Regions from separate parts of the Homo sapiens genome. Here all the other regions are linked to region 3. A link is a contact called in ENCODE Hi-C or POLR2A ChIA-PET data. All regions are on one chromosome and are shown on one strand. The core of a region is the stretch at or near the end of the contact, and the rest is flanking DNA. Distances in the headings are between cores, read along the strand shown. Region 1 holds the start of DGCR8 (DGCR8 microprocessor complex subunit). Region 2 overlaps UBE2L3 (ubiquitin conjugating enzyme E2 L3). Region 3 holds the start of PI4KA (phosphatidylinositol 4-kinase alpha). Region 4 holds the start of YPEL1 (yippee like 1).

Region 1 (3,561 bases), core at 588-3,087, 780 kb before region 3:
TGGCTCACTGCAACTCCTGCCTCCCAGGTTCAAGCAATTCTCCAGCTTCAGCCTCCGTAGCTGGGACAACAGGCACCTGCCACCAAGCCCTGCTATTTTTTTTTGTATTTATAGTAGAGACAGGGTTTCACCATGTTGGTCAGGCTGGTCTCGAACTCCTAACCTCAAGTGATCCGCCCGCCTCGGCCTCCCAAAGTGCTGGGATTACACGCATGAGCCACTGTGCCTGGCCTTGCTCACTATTTTTTCTGGAGACGGTCTCGTTCTGTCACCCAGGTTGGAGTGCAGTGGCCCGATCTCAGATCATTGCAACCTCCACCTCCCGGGTTCAAGCGATTCTCCTGCCTCAGCCTCCCGAGTAGCTGGGATTACAGGTGCCTGCTACCACGCCTGGCTACTTTTTGTATTTTCAGTAGAGATAAGGTTTCGCCACGTTGCCCAAGCTGGTGTGGAACTCTTGAGCTCAGGTGATCCGCCTGCTTCGGCCTCCCAAAGTACTGGGGTTACAGGCGTGAGCCACAGGGCCCGGCCCACTATTTTTATCACTCAAGATTTTCGTCTACAGCAGCTATTATTGGGGTGGCTACCCAGTGGAAAATTTTTCTATTTCCACTATTCCTTCCACATTTATTGACAGGAAAGCTAGTCTAAGGAAGAGCTGTACCCTCACTTACTCAGACCCTCGTTTTCCTTTTTTTTTTTTTTTTTTTTGAGACGGAGTCTCACTCTGCCGCCCAGGCTAGAGTGAAAGTGGTGCTATCTCGGATCACTGCAGCCTGGAACTCCTGGACTCAGGTGATCCTTCCACCTCAGCCTCCCGAGTAGCTCGGACCACAGGCGCCCGCCACCACGCGGCTAATTAAAAATAATTTTGGGCCCGGCGCGGTGGCTCATGCCTGTAATCCCAGCACTTTGGGAGGCCGAGGCGGGCAGATCAATTGAGGCCAGGAGTTTGATACCAGCCTGGCCAACATGGTGAAACCCCGTCTCTACCAAAAATATAAAAATTAGCCGGGCGTGGTGGTGGGCGCCTGTAATCCCAGTTACTCGGGTGGGTGAGCCAGGAGAATCGCTTGAATCCGGGAGGCAAAGGTTGCAGTGAGCTGAGATCGCGCCACTGCACCCCAGCCTGGGAGACAAAGCGAGACACCGCCTCAAAAAAAAAAAAAAAAAGAAAGAAAATTTGTAGATACTGGGCTCTCACTATGTTAGCCAGGCTGGTCTCGAACTCCTGGGCTCAAGTAATCCTCCTGACTCGACCTCCCAAAACTCTGGGATTACAGGCGCAAGCCACCGTGCCCGGCCGAACCACCGTGCCCGGCCGAACCCTCCCTGTTTTGGAAATCCTGTATTAGCAAAGGGGACAGCGCCAGACAGTTGAGCACACGCGTTCTTTATAAATGATGATGTCTGATACAGTGATGCTTTTAACAGGGTTGTGTAACGCCTGTGTGTGCACGGTCTCTTCTGCAGTGTCCACCGAAGGTGGCCCGTCTGCGTGTCCGCTCCCGGCGTACTCCGCGCTCCCTGTTCCCGGCATTCCCCGCGCTCCCCGAGCTTCCCGCGCTCCCCTGCTCCCGGCATTCCCGGTGCTTCCCGTTCCCGGCGCTCCTCGCGGCCGCCGCCCTCAGTCCAGCGAGCCCCGCCTGGGCAGCGACTGTTAGCGCGACCGCGGCCTGGGCGCCTGGTCCCTCCCGCGCGGCCGCGCTATTGGGCCGCGCGCGGCGGACACACGCGCTACGCGCCGCCGATTGGCGGCCTCCGCAGCGCGCTCTGCGGCTCCCCCAATGCGGGGCGGCCGCGCGCGGGGATTGGCCGCACGCCGCGAAGGCCCGCCCTCCGCTCGCCCGGCGCGGCAGGCGGGTGCCGGCGACCGGAGAGCCTGGACAGGCTTTCCAGATGGCTGCGGCGGTCGGTCGGTGAGGCTTTCCCGGCTGTGGTTTGGCTGCGGGCGGCTTGGGCAGCCCGCGGGCGCCTCAGGTAGGTGCGGGGCGCGAGGGGCGCCCGCGGGCGGTTGGGCGGGCGCCGCGGCCTGCGCGAGGGCGCGCCCTTCCCTCCCGCCTCCCTCCGGGACCGAGGCCGCGGGCGGGGCGGGGGCGCGGAGCCCGGCCTTTGTGAGGCAACATGGCCGCGGGCGGTGGAGAGCGCGGGGTGGGGACGCCTCCGGGGCTGGGGGGCGGGCCCCGGGCCCAGGCGTTGCCGACTCTCGTCGCTGTCCGCCCGGGTAAAGAGGCTCCTCTCCCGGAGGGCCCGAAGCCTAGCATCGCCTTCAGGCGGGAAAGGTGTGGACAGGGCCAGTGCTCGCCTGGGACCCTGCCGGCTTTAACACAGTTTGGGAAATCCAAGAAGTCGCCTAAGTCTTTTTGTCCACAGAATGCTCACGGGTTGAGTGTCACGTAGATAATTGGGATACGGTTTTATTGTAACAATGAGCATGGCGGAAATAAATGGAAGGTGGCAACCTGTTGACAGTGATGCCTGTCTGGTGTCAACCGATGGACTTGGGTTTCTTGTGGCAGGAGTCTGATTTGCCTTTTTGCATGCTTGCATGTACCTTGTTCCTGCACGGCAGTCCTGTCTTTGGCTGTCGACTGTTCGAGGCCAACCACCAGGCGAGGATCCACTGTTTCCTGGCCAGACTAGACTCCCAGCTGTGGGAGTGGCCCAAACCCTGCTGCAGGCCTTCACTCACAAAAGGGAGTGAATGGCCAGCCCGGGGTACCCAGTGTTGCCTCTAAGTGCGGGATATGAGGCCTGTTGGAGGATGACAAAAGGAACGGATGAGGTCATACTGCCGCTGGGTTGGGCGGGAGGCTGCAGCGGGAGAGACTTGACCAAAAGGCAGCCTCCATGGCGCTGGCACTGGTGCTGGCCCGTCACAGCCAGTGCCTCTGTTAGCCAACACAGCAAGTGGGCTAGGAGGAAGGGTGCTGTCCAAGTGTACGGGTTTTCTCCCCGTGCCAAGGGTCCAGGGGAGCTTGCCGTGAGCCCGTTCCTGTCCGATAGTCCTGTTGGCAAGGCAGGGTTTGCATGCGGTGTTTGGTCAGCTGGAGCAGTGGGGAGGCCTACGGGCAGAGAGCTCCCCTTTGAGCCCTTTGCGGCCAGGCGCTGTGTGGAGCACTTCCCAGGGGTTGTTTTGTAGTCTCACCGTGACCTTGGGGTAGGAAATGTGCTTCTGGCTGGCTTGCCCAGTCTTAGACTCTCTTGTTGTAGCCCTCTCCTTTGTGATGTCACCCAGCCTCCTGACTTTAATGCCAGCTTTCCTTGACATCTTCACAGCTCCAGCCCTGGCCTCTCTTCTGATTTCCAGCCTGGTGTTTCTGGCCACCTCTTCCATATCTCCATGTGTTACTTTGGCGCCAAGTAGCCATATCCAAACCAAACTCAAATCTTCACCCATGCCAAAACATTCCTTGGCCTATCTAAAGTCCCTTTGATTCCTCTCTTTCTTACACCTTCATGCAGTCCTAAGGAGGCCCCGTCAGCTCACCTATTTCTAAGCACAGACCATTTCTCACCACCTTCAAGTTAACATCCTGGCCCAGCCTACCTGGTGAGCCT
Region 2 (3,377 bases), core at 301-2,800, 730 kb after region 3:
AGTGATCCGCCCACCTCGGCCTCCCAAAGTGCTGGGATTACAGGCTTGAGCCACTGCACCCAGCCTTTTTTTTTTTTTTTTAAACGGAGTCTTGCTCTGTCACCCAGGCTCAAGTGCAGTGGTGTGATTGCAGCTTACCACAACCTCCACCTCCCGGATTCCAGTGATTCTCCAACCTCACCCTCCCAAGTAGCTGGGAATACAGGAGTCAACCACCATGCCCGGCTAATTTTTGTATTTTTAGTAGAGACAGTGTTTTACCATGTCGGCCAGGCTGCTCTCAAACTCCTGTCCTCAAGTGATCCACCCGCCTCAGCCTCCCAGAGTGTTGAAGCGTTGGAATTACAGGTGTGAGCCACTGTGCCCGGCCTTTTTTTTTTTTTTTTTTTTTTAAGATAGGTTCTCGCTCTGTCGCCCAGGCTGGAGTTGGAGTACAATGGTGTGATCTTGGCTCACGGCAACCTCTGTCTCACTTGTTCAAGCAATTCTCATGCCTCAGCCTCCCGAGTAGCTGGAACTACAGGCATGCACCCCTATGCCTGGCTAATTTTTGTATTTTTAGTAGAGATGGGGTTTCACCATGTCAGCCAGGCTGGTCTCAAACTCCTGGCCTCAAGTGATCCACCTGCTTTGGCCTCCCAAAATGCTGGGATTACAGGCATGAACCACCACGCCTGGCGCTGGCATAGATTCCTTTTTTTTTTGAGACGAAGTCTTGCTCTGTCACCAGGCTGGAGTGCAGTGGCGCGATCTCGGCTCACTGCAACCTCCGACTCCCTGGTTCAAGCTATTCTCCTGCCTCAGCCTCCCGAGTAGCCGGGACTACAGGCAGGCGCCACCATGTCCACCTAATTTTTGTATTTTTAGTAGAGACGGGGTTTCACCATGTGGTCTCGATCTCCTGACCTCGTGATCCACCCGCCTTGGCCTCCCAAAGTGCTGGGATTACAGGTGTGAGCCACCGCGCCTCGCCTAGATTTCTTGATTAGTGGCTCCTGAGGGGTTCTGAAACCTGGCCTTGTGTGAGGGTTACCTGGGGAGATTTTGAACAGTTTTCTAGGCCTCATTGTAGACCCCAAAAAGAAGCAAAAGAGGAACTTTGTTAACTGCTTTGCCAAGACGCAGGTGTGTACATCTGAGCTGTGTGACTGAGCACTGGCTATATACAGCAGTGTCCTGTTCTCCCATCTCCTCTCAGGACTTGAGTCCGTGGCCTTCTGCTGGGGCCCAGGGCCCATCTCTCCTGTTAGTGCTTGCAAAGCTGTTAAGTAACCATCCCTCTCTGCCATGCTTCACACTTTGCCCTGGAGTGGGCATCAAGCTCTCTGGGGTTGAGTTTGGGGCATGGGTGTTTTCCATTTTCAGGAGCTGGGTGGCACCCCTGGGCTTTTTCAGTTCCCCTCTATACACTGAAGTCTACTTGGGCTCCGAAGTGGACCTCATTCTGAGAAGCATTGCTCTCTTTCTCCTGCACCACCTGCCCTGGTTGGGAAGCCTGCTGTCCCCATCAAGAGAAGGAATGTGTGAGCTGCCTGGTGCTTTCCCTTGAACTCTCTCTTTGTCAGCACTGCACCATCAGCCCTGAGCAGCTGACTTGGGTTGCTTCTTGCTCTGAGCAGAACTGAAACAAACCTTTGTGGGAGTGTTATTTGTAAGCATCTGTCATTCTTGGCTTTGGTCTTCCTAACTCTGTTCTAGAGCTGGGCTGCTCTTGCGGTTTTTATCAGGTCCTTTCTTCTGTCATTTGTAACATCCTTTTGAATTCCACTTCTTGGAATTTACATTGGTTTCCTTCAATTCCTTCCCTAATTCTTCACTGTCAGGACCATTCTCAGTTATCGGGGCACAGTTTTGCTTGAGGGTTTACAACCATCTTGAGGGTTTGAGTCATCTGGCCTTTTGAGTCTCAGATATTCAGATGGAACTGATCTCTGAATGATTCCAATTTTTCTTCTTTCTTTTTTTTTTTTTTTTTTTTTTGAGATAGGGTCTCACTCTAGTTGCCCTGGCTGGAGTGCAGTGGTTGTAATCTTGACTCACTGCACAGCCTTGACTGCCAGGGCTCAGGTGATTCTTCCGCTTTCACCTCTCAGCCTCCCAAGTAGCTGGGACCACAGGCATGTACCACCATGCCTGGCTACTTTTTTTTATTTTTTATTTTTATTTATTTATTTTTGAGACAGAGTCTTGCTCTGTCACTCAGGCTGGAGTGCAGTGGCGCAATCTTGGCTCACTACAACCTCCGCCTCCTGGGTTCAAGCAGTTCTCTGCCTCAGCCTCCCAAGTAGCTGGGATTATAGGTGCCTGCCACCACGCCCGGCTAATTTTTTGTATTTTTAGTAGAGACGGGGTTTCACCATCTTGGCCAGGCTGGTCTTGAACTCCTGACCTCGTGATCTACCTGCCTTGGCCTCTTAAAGTGTTGGGATTACAGGCGTGAGCCACTGCACCCGGGCTGTATTTTTTTTAGTGGAGACAGTGTTTTGCCATGTTGGCCAGGCTGGTCTTGAATTCCTGGGCTCAAGCAGTCTGCCTGCCTTGGCCTCCCAAAATGCTGGGATTACAGGTGTGAACCACTGCGCCTGGCCTGAATTTATCTTCTTGAAGTTGTTTTCCTCAGTGGAGGCATGATTGGAATTTTTTTTTTTTTTTTTTTTTGAGACGGAGTCTCGCTCTGTCACCCAGGCTGGAGTGCAGTGGCGCAATCTTGGCTGACTGCAAGCTCTGCCTCCTGGGTTCACGCCTTTCTCCTGCCTCAGCCTCCCGAGTAGCTGGGACTACAGGCGCCCGCCACCATGCCCGGCTAATTTTTTTTGTATTTTTAATAGAGACGGGGTTTCACCATGTTAGCCAGGATGGTCTTGATCTCCTGACCTCGTGATCCGCCCACCTCGGCCTCCCGAAATGCTGGGATTACAGGCGTGAACCACTGCGCCCGGCATGATTGGCATTTTGGGCTAAATAGTTTCTGTCCACAGGACCGTCTTGTGCAGTGCAGGTCTTTTAGCATCCTGGCCACTCATAGTGCCCGTGGTTCTCAGTAGAAGCTGTAGAGGATGTTGGGAAATTGGGGTGGGTTGGTCACAGTGCCTGGCATCTGTCTCAGGGTAAGGGCTTGGGAGGCTCAAGTGCAGAGTCGTATCTGGATGCCAGCAACACCCTGTTGAGAAACTTTCTACTATGGTATGCTCATCATTCTCTGAAGATGTCAGGGCCTGTTTGTTTGTTTGCCTGTTTCTCTCACTTTTGCCTTATAATCAGTTCTTCCTTGTTGGTTAGAATCATGTAAAGGAGGTTGCCTTTTCTGTCTTTGGAGAGCTTAACTTGACGGCAAGGTAAGTTGGGAGTTTATGTGATAACCCTACTTAGGATTCTCT
Region 3 (3,722 bases), core at 315-2,814:
CAGAGGTTCCATTTTCCAAACTCATGTCCTTTCCATTGCATTGTACTCCCTCTTTAGCTAGAAGTCAGGTTAGCACCAATCTGCCGGGACCTTCTCACCCCGAAGGTGCATGATAAAATCAAATATGAGAACCGACAAGGCCAAGGACCAGGTCACTCTGCCAAAAGTGCCTAAAACAGCCTTTCAGCTTCATCCATCAGCAGACAGCCACAAAACCACTCCCAACTGCAGCAGGCTGGTCTCCGGTCACCACTGTCTTATCTTGTCGGAAAACATCCTCTCTCCATGTGCCAAAAAGTTGAGTGGGAAAATAATTCCATCCTTTCAGAGCTAAACACTGTGCTGAGTCTCATCGCACACGGGTGGGCAAAGAAAGTTGACATTTACTGCTCACCCACTCTGTGCCTTGACCTGTGCAAGATGCTTTATGCTAGAACTCATTTAATTCTCAAGAACAACCTCATTTTACAGATAAGGATACAGAGGCTCTAAGAGTTAAATTTACCCAAGAGGACATGGTAAGTAAGTGCCAGTGCAGGGAACAAATTCAGGTCCCACTCTAAAATCTGTCTCTTTCCAGATCTCAAGGCACACCACTGAGTTGCCTTTCACCTTTCTCCCAAGATGAGGATTGCTCTGGCATGACTTCACCTTTCTCTTCTGAAGCAATTCCAAGTTCACTTCTCTGCCCACTGACAGTTCACTCTCCTTTCCCTGCCACTGTCCCTTCTGCAAACGCACAATCTTTTACCCAACCTAACGCCCCCAGCCTCGTAGAATAACACTGCGCAGTTGGTTTACAGTCACAAAGCACTTTCAAGACAGTGTTTCGTCTCCTGGTCACCACAGTCCGGTGAAGCCGGCAAAGCAGATAAAAGCATCCCCATTTTACAAGAAAGCCATCTTCCCAAGGTCGCGGAATAAAAAGCAGGTGAAATCGGAAGCAGAACCCCAGGTCTTGACCCCTGGTCCTCGGCTCATCCCACTGCTCCGCACAGCCGCCCACGATCCAGCCTCCACCTCCGCGATGTCACAAGATGCTCCCTGGGCCAGCAGCTCACATCCCCCACCCCCATCCCACAACCACCCACCTGCAGCGGCCCTGCAGGCCCCGCCGACCCTTCCCCCACGGTCCCTCTCTCTTCACCAGCCCCTCCCACTAGGGCCTCCTTCCCCCGCTAGATCCCTCCGCTCAGGCGCCCCCTCCCGCACAGGCTGCCGGCGAGCCCAGCCTCGGCCTCCCACAGACCCTCGTCCCGCCTCCACGCTTCGTCACCCCAGCCCCTCCTCCTGTCAGCCCGCGGCCCAGCCCGCCGACGTTACCTTCTCCAAGGATGCTGGTCTCTGCACCGCCAGGGAGCGGGCCAGTGACAGGACCGTGTTGAAATAGAAGCCCCGCGAGGCGCTGGAGCCGGAGCCGGAGCAGCCGCCGCCGCCTCCGCCTCCGCCTCCGCCTCCCCGGGCCGGGGCCGCCGCCATCACCTCACGAGCCGCGGCGCTGCCCGCCGGCTCCCCGCTCCTGGCCCGCGAGCGCCCGACCTCAGGGCGCAGGCGTAGGTGCATCCGGCTTTCCCGCCACGTGACCTCTCAGTTGCTGACACTAGATAGGGCGTGGCTGCGGGGCGGGCCCACCGCTGCAGGGGAGAGAGGGGATGGACAGTAGGCTGCGGTTGCGCGCGCCGGATGTGGGCCCCCCCCAGCCGACCTGCGCGATGGTCGGCTCCGAGGGCGGGGCCACCTGCGCGCGACGCGCGGAAGGAGTTCGCGCGACGACCGCGGGGTCGGCGGGCGGGGCGAGGCCCTGGACGGCGGCGGCAGTGGGGCTCCTCCTTCTGTTTCCCAGACCGAGAGCCGCGCCGGCACCATGTCAGCTTACCCTAAAAGCTACAATCCGTTCGACGACGACGGGGAGGACGAAGGCGCCCGGCCGGCCCCTTGGAGGGACGCCCGAGACCTCCCCGACGGGCCCGACGCGCCCGCGGACAGGCAGCAGTACTTGCGGCAGGAGGTCCTCCGCAGGGCTGAGGCCACGGCCGCCAGCACCAGCAGGTCCCTGGCCCTCATGTACGAGTCCGAGAAGGTTGGGGTCGCCTCTTCCGAGGTGAGCCTGGGGCAGGGCTGGTGTGGACTCGCCGGTCTCTGTGCTGTCAAACGGAGACGAGAAATGTTTTGCTCACAATCTTTTGAGAATTCTCAAGTTGCCTAGCATAGATTCTTGCACCTTAGTGACTCGATGGTGGTAACAATCTGTTAACTATGTAAAGGTATGTGCATCTGGAGTACTTGAAGAGGGCAGTTTACCCCAGAAATCTTCCTTAGCTATTAGTCTGCTTCGTTGATTTTTTTTTTCTTACGCCTAGCTCACGGGGAAACGCCAGATTATTTTCTGTCCAGGTGAGTAAAAATTCTGAACAGCAGGTCCTAGGTTTGGGAAATGGAGAGTCCGTTTCTTCGACATTATTTCCTGTGCAAAATCTGGCACAGGGTTTTGGCCATTCCTTCCGGAGTGAGCCAGAAAGAGAGGACTATGTGCCTGCGAGTGTCAGGTGATACCCTGAAGCATCAGGGCAGGTGGTCCACGAGTTCTTCCCGCATCATTGACATCTCCACCTAACCAACCAATAGAGGTATTGAAGTCCCTTCAGCCCAGACAGCTGCCTAGTTGACCAAAGCCTGGGTTTGATTGAGTCCAGGGTCTTACCTTTACTTCCCAAATCCTAGACAAATAGTGTGCGGGTTAAGAGTTTGTTGCTCCAACTCATCTTCATCAGTTCTTCCCATCCTTAGATTTCAGAGAGTAGTACCTTCAATAACAATTATTCTGGCCGAGCGCAGTGACTCACGCCTGTAATCCCAGCACTTTGGGAGGCCTAGGCGTCGGATCGCCTGAGCTCAGGAGTTCGAGACCCGCCTGGGCAACATGGTGAAACCCTGTCTCCACTAAAATTAAAAAAAAAAAAAAACTAGCCGGGTGTGGCGGTGCGCCTGTAGTCGCAGCTACTCAGGAGGCTGAGGTAGGAGAATCGCTTGTACCCGGGAGGCAGAGGTTGCAGTTAGCTGAGATCGTGCTGCTGCACTCCAGCATGGGCAACAGACCGAGATCCTGGAGGGTCTTTTTCTTTTTCTTTTTTTTTTTTTTTTGAGATGGAATCTCGCTCTGTCGCCCTTGCTTGGGTACAGTGGCATGATCTGGGCTCACTGCAACTTCCGCCTCCGGGATTCAGACGATTCTCCTGCCTCAGCCTCCCGAGTAGCTGGGACTACAGGTGCGCCGCCACACCCGGCTAATTTTTTTTGTATTTGTAGTGGAGACAGGGTTTTGCCCCGTTGGCCAGGCTGGTCTGGAACTCCTGACCTCAGGCAGTCCGCCCGCTTTGGCCTCCCAAAGGGCTGGGATTACAGGCGTGAGCCACCATACCGGTCGAGAATGATTCTTTATTGTACACCACAGTCTCTCTTCAGCCTGCTAATGAAACAGTTTTGTTTGGACAGAGAAAAAAAAAGGTTTAAAAAAATGTATAAGCCAGGCGCGGTTGTACTTCTGTAATCCCAACAATTTGTAAGGCTGAGGTAGGCAGATCATTTTAGCCCAGGAGTTTGAGACCAGCAGGGGTAACTGCGTCTCTACAAAATTTGAAAAATTAGCCAGGCATGGTGGCACACACATGTGAGTGCAGCTACTGAGGAGGCTGAGGCAGGAGGACCGCTTGAGCCCAGGATGT
Region 4 (3,857 bases), core at 1,202-3,701, 880 kb after region 3:
GAGGTGGAGGCTGCAGTGAGCCGAGATCATGCCACTGCACTCCAGCCTGGGTGAGACAGAGCGAGACTCTGTCTCAAAAAATAAACAAATAAAGTAACAAAACAAAACTAACTGGGGGTGGTGGCTCACACCTATAATCTCAGCACTTTGGGAGGCAAGGGGGGAGGATCGCTTCAGCTCAGGAGTTTGAGACCAGCAACAGAGTGAGATCCTGTCTCTACAGAAAAATCAAAAAATTAGCTGGGTATGGTGGTGTGTGCCTGTGTTTCCAGCTACTCAGAAGGCAGGTGGATGGCTTGAACCTAGGAGGTTGAGGCTGCAGTGAGTGGAGACAGTGCCATTATACTCCAGCCTGGGTGACAGAATGAGACCTTGTCTCAAAAAACCAATTTGTTTGTTGAAATAAACAAACCAAAACAAACCAACAAAAAAAGAAAGAAAAAAGGAAAAAACCTATAGGGTAGCCTCTTTCCCTTTTCCTGCATCCCTGCCCCTTGACACAGGTGCTGGTGGAACTTAGTGAAGACAGGCAAGAATCAAGAACAGATGTTAGAGGAACACTGCTCTCAACCTAAAGAAAATAGCTTTATGGTGAGGTATAGCAGCTCAAGCCTGTAATCCCAACACTTCAGGAGGCTGAGGCAGGTGGATCACTTGAGCCTAGGAGTTCAAGACCAGCCTGGGAAACATTAAGTGAGACCCCAGTCTCTACAAAAAAAAATGTAAAGTTAACCAGTCATGGTGGTGTGCACCTGTAGTCCTAGCTACATGGGAGGCTGAGGCAAGAGGATCACTTGGGCTCAGGATGTGGAGGTTGCAGTGAGTCGTGTTTGTGCCACTGCACTCCATCCTGAGCAAGAGTGAGACCCTGTCTCAAACAAAGAAACAAACAGAGAAATGGCTTTATAAATTACAGTGATTCAAAGGTGAAAAGGCTTAATACCCACAGTTTAGTGACAAGAATGCACCCAGGTGTTTTTCATATTGGCAAGTGTACCACAGCAGTGTAGGATGGGGTAAGGATAGGGAGCACTGGGTGTAGGATATATTGGGATTGTCTGTACTATCTTTGCAACCTTTATGTAAATTTAAAGTTTTTCCAAAATAAGAAGTTATTTTAAAAGAAGACTATTGCTCAGATTGGTAATTAAGAGCGCTCAGTTATTATATAAATGCTCAATATGGGCCCAACCCGTAGGGGTTCCCACAAGTAGATGAGACTCTACCCTGTAGGGCCCAAGAGGAAACACCATGAAGGTCCTGGAGATCCTCTTATTCCTCAAACATGCCACTACCATTGCCTCGCAAGAGCCCTGAGGGGGACCAGTGCATGATTGTAAGACAAAATGACATCAGGATTAAGCACAGCTCCTGGCACCTGGCAGGGGCTCAGCAAACATTTGTCACATCTATAGCTTGCTCAGGTGAGGTGCCTGGAAAGTCTCCCCAGTGGTGGTAAACCTAGTCTTGGGACCTGAGTAGGGAATTAGGAGTGTCAGGGGCTGGTGGGTGGGAAGAATAACATTCTTAGCAAAGGAAACATCAGGTTAAGGTGGGTATGTTTTAGATAGAGGAAGAAGAAATGCAACGGAACAGAAAAAGCGTGGGGCGGGGAAATTGATGTCTTCCATGTTCATTATCTGCCTAAAATAGAATCTCAGCCTTTTTTCCATCCTTAGAATTCAGCACATAATTTGGACATCAAAGATGTCAATCAGAGCCAAGCATGGGGGAGGCGGACCCTGTTTAGATCTCTGAAGCTCAGGCTTTTGCAATCTCTGTTAACGAAACCTATGCCACAAGTGGTAAATACCGAGGACGCTCCATTTTAGTCATGATCTTTATGTGGCTACTTGAAAAGCTTTTCCGCCTTTCTGATAAACATTCCTAGGAGACCTCTTTTGCCCTCATTTCCTTGCCCAGTTGAGGCTGTATTTTTTAAGGAAGGAAAATCCAAAAATCAGGGATCTTGTCCATTTTCCCTATCTTTTCACGGCGGGGCGGGAGAAGAGGGACAGCGGGGGAGGTGGAGAGAAGAAACGGCGGGGGAATCAAAGATTAGGCGTTGTTGTCTGTGCCAAAACGGAGTGAGCCCAATATCAACAAATCAAAATCCAAAACGGAACAAAAAAGTCACAGGCCCGCCCTGCTCGCGCCCCCGCCCGCCCGGACGCCCAACAGGTGCTTCCCGGGCCCGCCCGCAGCCACAGTATCCTTGGGTGGCCACAAAGTAACCGCCCGCGCAGCTGCAGCCAGGCCCGCCCGTACTCACGGCCGCTCCGCGGTCCGCGCCCCGGCCCGCAGCGCCCATCCGGCCCGGGCCCCGGTCAGCGCGGGCTCGGCTCTCAGGCGTTCCCGGCGCGGCCCGGGACGCGCTGAGGCCGTTAACGCCTAGGCAGGGCGCGAGGCATCCTCCCGCCGCCGCCCCGCGGGCCGCCTGCCCTTTGTTTTGGAGCCGTAGCCCGGCCCAGACGCCGTTAACAGCCTTGGAGCGCGGCGCCGGCCAATCAGCGCGCCATGTCGCCAGCGCCCCGCCCCCATCCTGCCTCCGTTCCGCCCCGCGTCCCGCCTGCCCCGCGCGCCCCCGCCCCGCGCGCTCCGGGCCAAGGAGCTCCGCCAGCTCGCACCCGGCCGGGACGGGCAGGAGCCCACGTGCCGCGGGGCGCGCCGCACTCCCATTGGCTGACCCGCCGGGCGCGGCCTCGGAGCCAGCCTGTAAGGGCCGAGGGACACGGGGGCGGGGCCGCGCGGGGCGGGGCGAGAGCAGGGGCGGGTTCCGCGAGGAGCGCCGCGCTCGGACGCAGGCTGGCTGGGCAGGGACACTCGGCCGGCGGGGCTGGCGGTGGTGGTCACTCGTTCCTCCGGCTCGCGGGGATGGGCCGAGGGCGTGCAGGGCCCGCAGCTCCAGAGGCTGAGGCGAGCTTGCGCGCAGCCTCCTCGTCCAGCGCCGTGCACGTACCGCCCGTCCGCGCGGTCGGCCGCGTTGTAGGGGACGGACGTGGAGGCCGAGGCGAGCTTGTGTGCGCCTGACCAGGGCCCGCCTTGGCCGGACCCCTCCGCGGCCGGGTCCCCAGAATGCGGTCGTCCGTGCTGTCCCGTCCCCACCACCCTCTCTGAACCCAAGGACCTAACCCCCTAGGACCCCCTCGCCACGGAGGACCCCCCGGGTCTGCGTCTGGCCCCTCGCTCTGCTCCAGGACTGCCGCGTCAGACCCTACAGAAAGCCCCTTCCTCTGGGTAGTGCTCCCGACGCCCCGGCAGCCTGCGCCACCCCCACGCCTCTAATGTCACTGTTTTCTTGGTTCCGTATCCCTTCTTTAAAAAAATATATATTATTTGAAAATAGATATGTATTATTTGAATATATATATTTGAAGGCTGGGTGTGGTGGCTCACGCCTGTAATTCCAGTACTTTGGGAGGCCGAGGCAGGAGGATCATTTGAGCCCAGGAGTTCAAGAGCAGCCTGGGCAACATAGTGAGACACTGTACCAAAAAAAAAAAAAGAAAGAAATTAGGCATGGTGGTGCACACCTGTAGTCCCAGCTACCTGTGAGGCTGAGGCGGGAGGATCACTTGAGCCCAGGAGGTCGAGGCCTCAGTGAGCCATGATCGCGCTACTGCACTCCAGACTGGGTGACAGAGCGAGACCCTTCCTCTTGAACAAAAAAAAAAAAAAAGAAAAGAAAAAAACCAAGAAAACAACAAAACCTCTATTGAGGTCACAATGTATATAACATTGTTATCAGCGTCCTCTGGACGTATTCTCTTGTTTTCTGCAACCCACTGTGTATGTAAAGATCTCTTCAAGTCGCTAAATGTACACCTGACTCATAACTTAGATTGTGGCTGGATGTT

Evidence for each region. Hi-C counts contacts between places; a loop is a spot of excess contacts on that map. ChIA-PET counts read pairs that join two places held with the same protein, here RNA polymerase II (POLR2A). Pooled maps may share reads with other maps.
Region 1: a pooled map shows a loop between it and region 3 (9-fold over the local background). The contact joins the promoter of DGCR8 here to the promoter of PI4KA in region 3. A Hi-C loop is called at or near these places in 5 of 50 pooled maps. POLR2A ChIA-PET finds 5 or more read pairs at or near these places in 2 of 52 experiments (AG04449 and T-cell).
Region 2: a loop to region 3 is called in a map with no recorded cell type, with 9 times the contacts of the local background. The contact joins the enhancer-like site here to the promoter of PI4KA in region 3. A Hi-C loop is called at or near these places in 1 of 37 single-sample maps with no recorded cell type and 1 of 50 pooled maps. POLR2A ChIA-PET finds 5 or more read pairs at or near these places in 1 of 52 experiments (BJ).
Region 4: a map of B cell shows a loop between it and region 3 (14-fold over the local background). The contact joins the promoter of YPEL1 here to the promoter of PI4KA in region 3. A Hi-C loop is called at or near these places in 2 of 168 maps with a recorded cell type or tissue (B cell and naive thymus-derived CD4-positive, alpha-beta T cell), 2 of 37 single-sample maps with no recorded cell type and 5 of 50 pooled maps.

Annotation. Positions count from the first base shown.
Region 1 is chr22:20,078,404-20,081,964 of GRCh38, forward strand. It overlaps DGCR8 (DGCR8 microprocessor complex subunit), which reads left to right and starts at 1,838. Exons shown (of 14, transcript NM_022720.7): 1 at 1,838-1,980. RefSeq lists a silencer at 1,717-2,336 and an enhancer at 2,597-2,656.
Region 2 is chr22:21,586,506-21,589,882 of GRCh38, forward strand. The region is part of intron 1 of UBE2L3 (ubiquitin conjugating enzyme E2 L3); the gene reads left to right. Among named protein-coding and RNA genes, the nearest start is that of UBE2L3, 20 kb to the left of the region's middle. RefSeq lists a silencer at 1,652-1,711. Within about 2 kb of position 1,551, at least 4 of the 41 ENCODE cell types and tissues checked have a DNase peak (open chromatin) inside an H3K27ac peak, as active enhancers do.
Region 3 is chr22:20,857,247-20,860,968 of GRCh38, forward strand. It overlaps PI4KA (phosphatidylinositol 4-kinase alpha), which reads right to left and starts at 1,565. Exons shown (of 55, transcript NM_058004.4): 1 at 1,324-1,565. The coding sequence starts at 1,479. SNAP29 (synaptosome associated protein 29) reads left to right here and starts at 1,761. Exons shown (of 5, transcript NM_004782.4): 1 at 1,761-2,101. The coding sequence starts at 1,865. RefSeq lists silencers at 1,174-1,223, 1,244-2,003 and an enhancer at 1,683-2,492.
Region 4 is chr22:21,733,343-21,737,199 of GRCh38, forward strand. It overlaps YPEL1 (yippee like 1), which reads right to left and starts at 2,452. Exons shown (of 5, transcript NM_013313.5): 1 at 2,273-2,452. RefSeq lists silencers at 2,101-2,150, 2,171-3,020.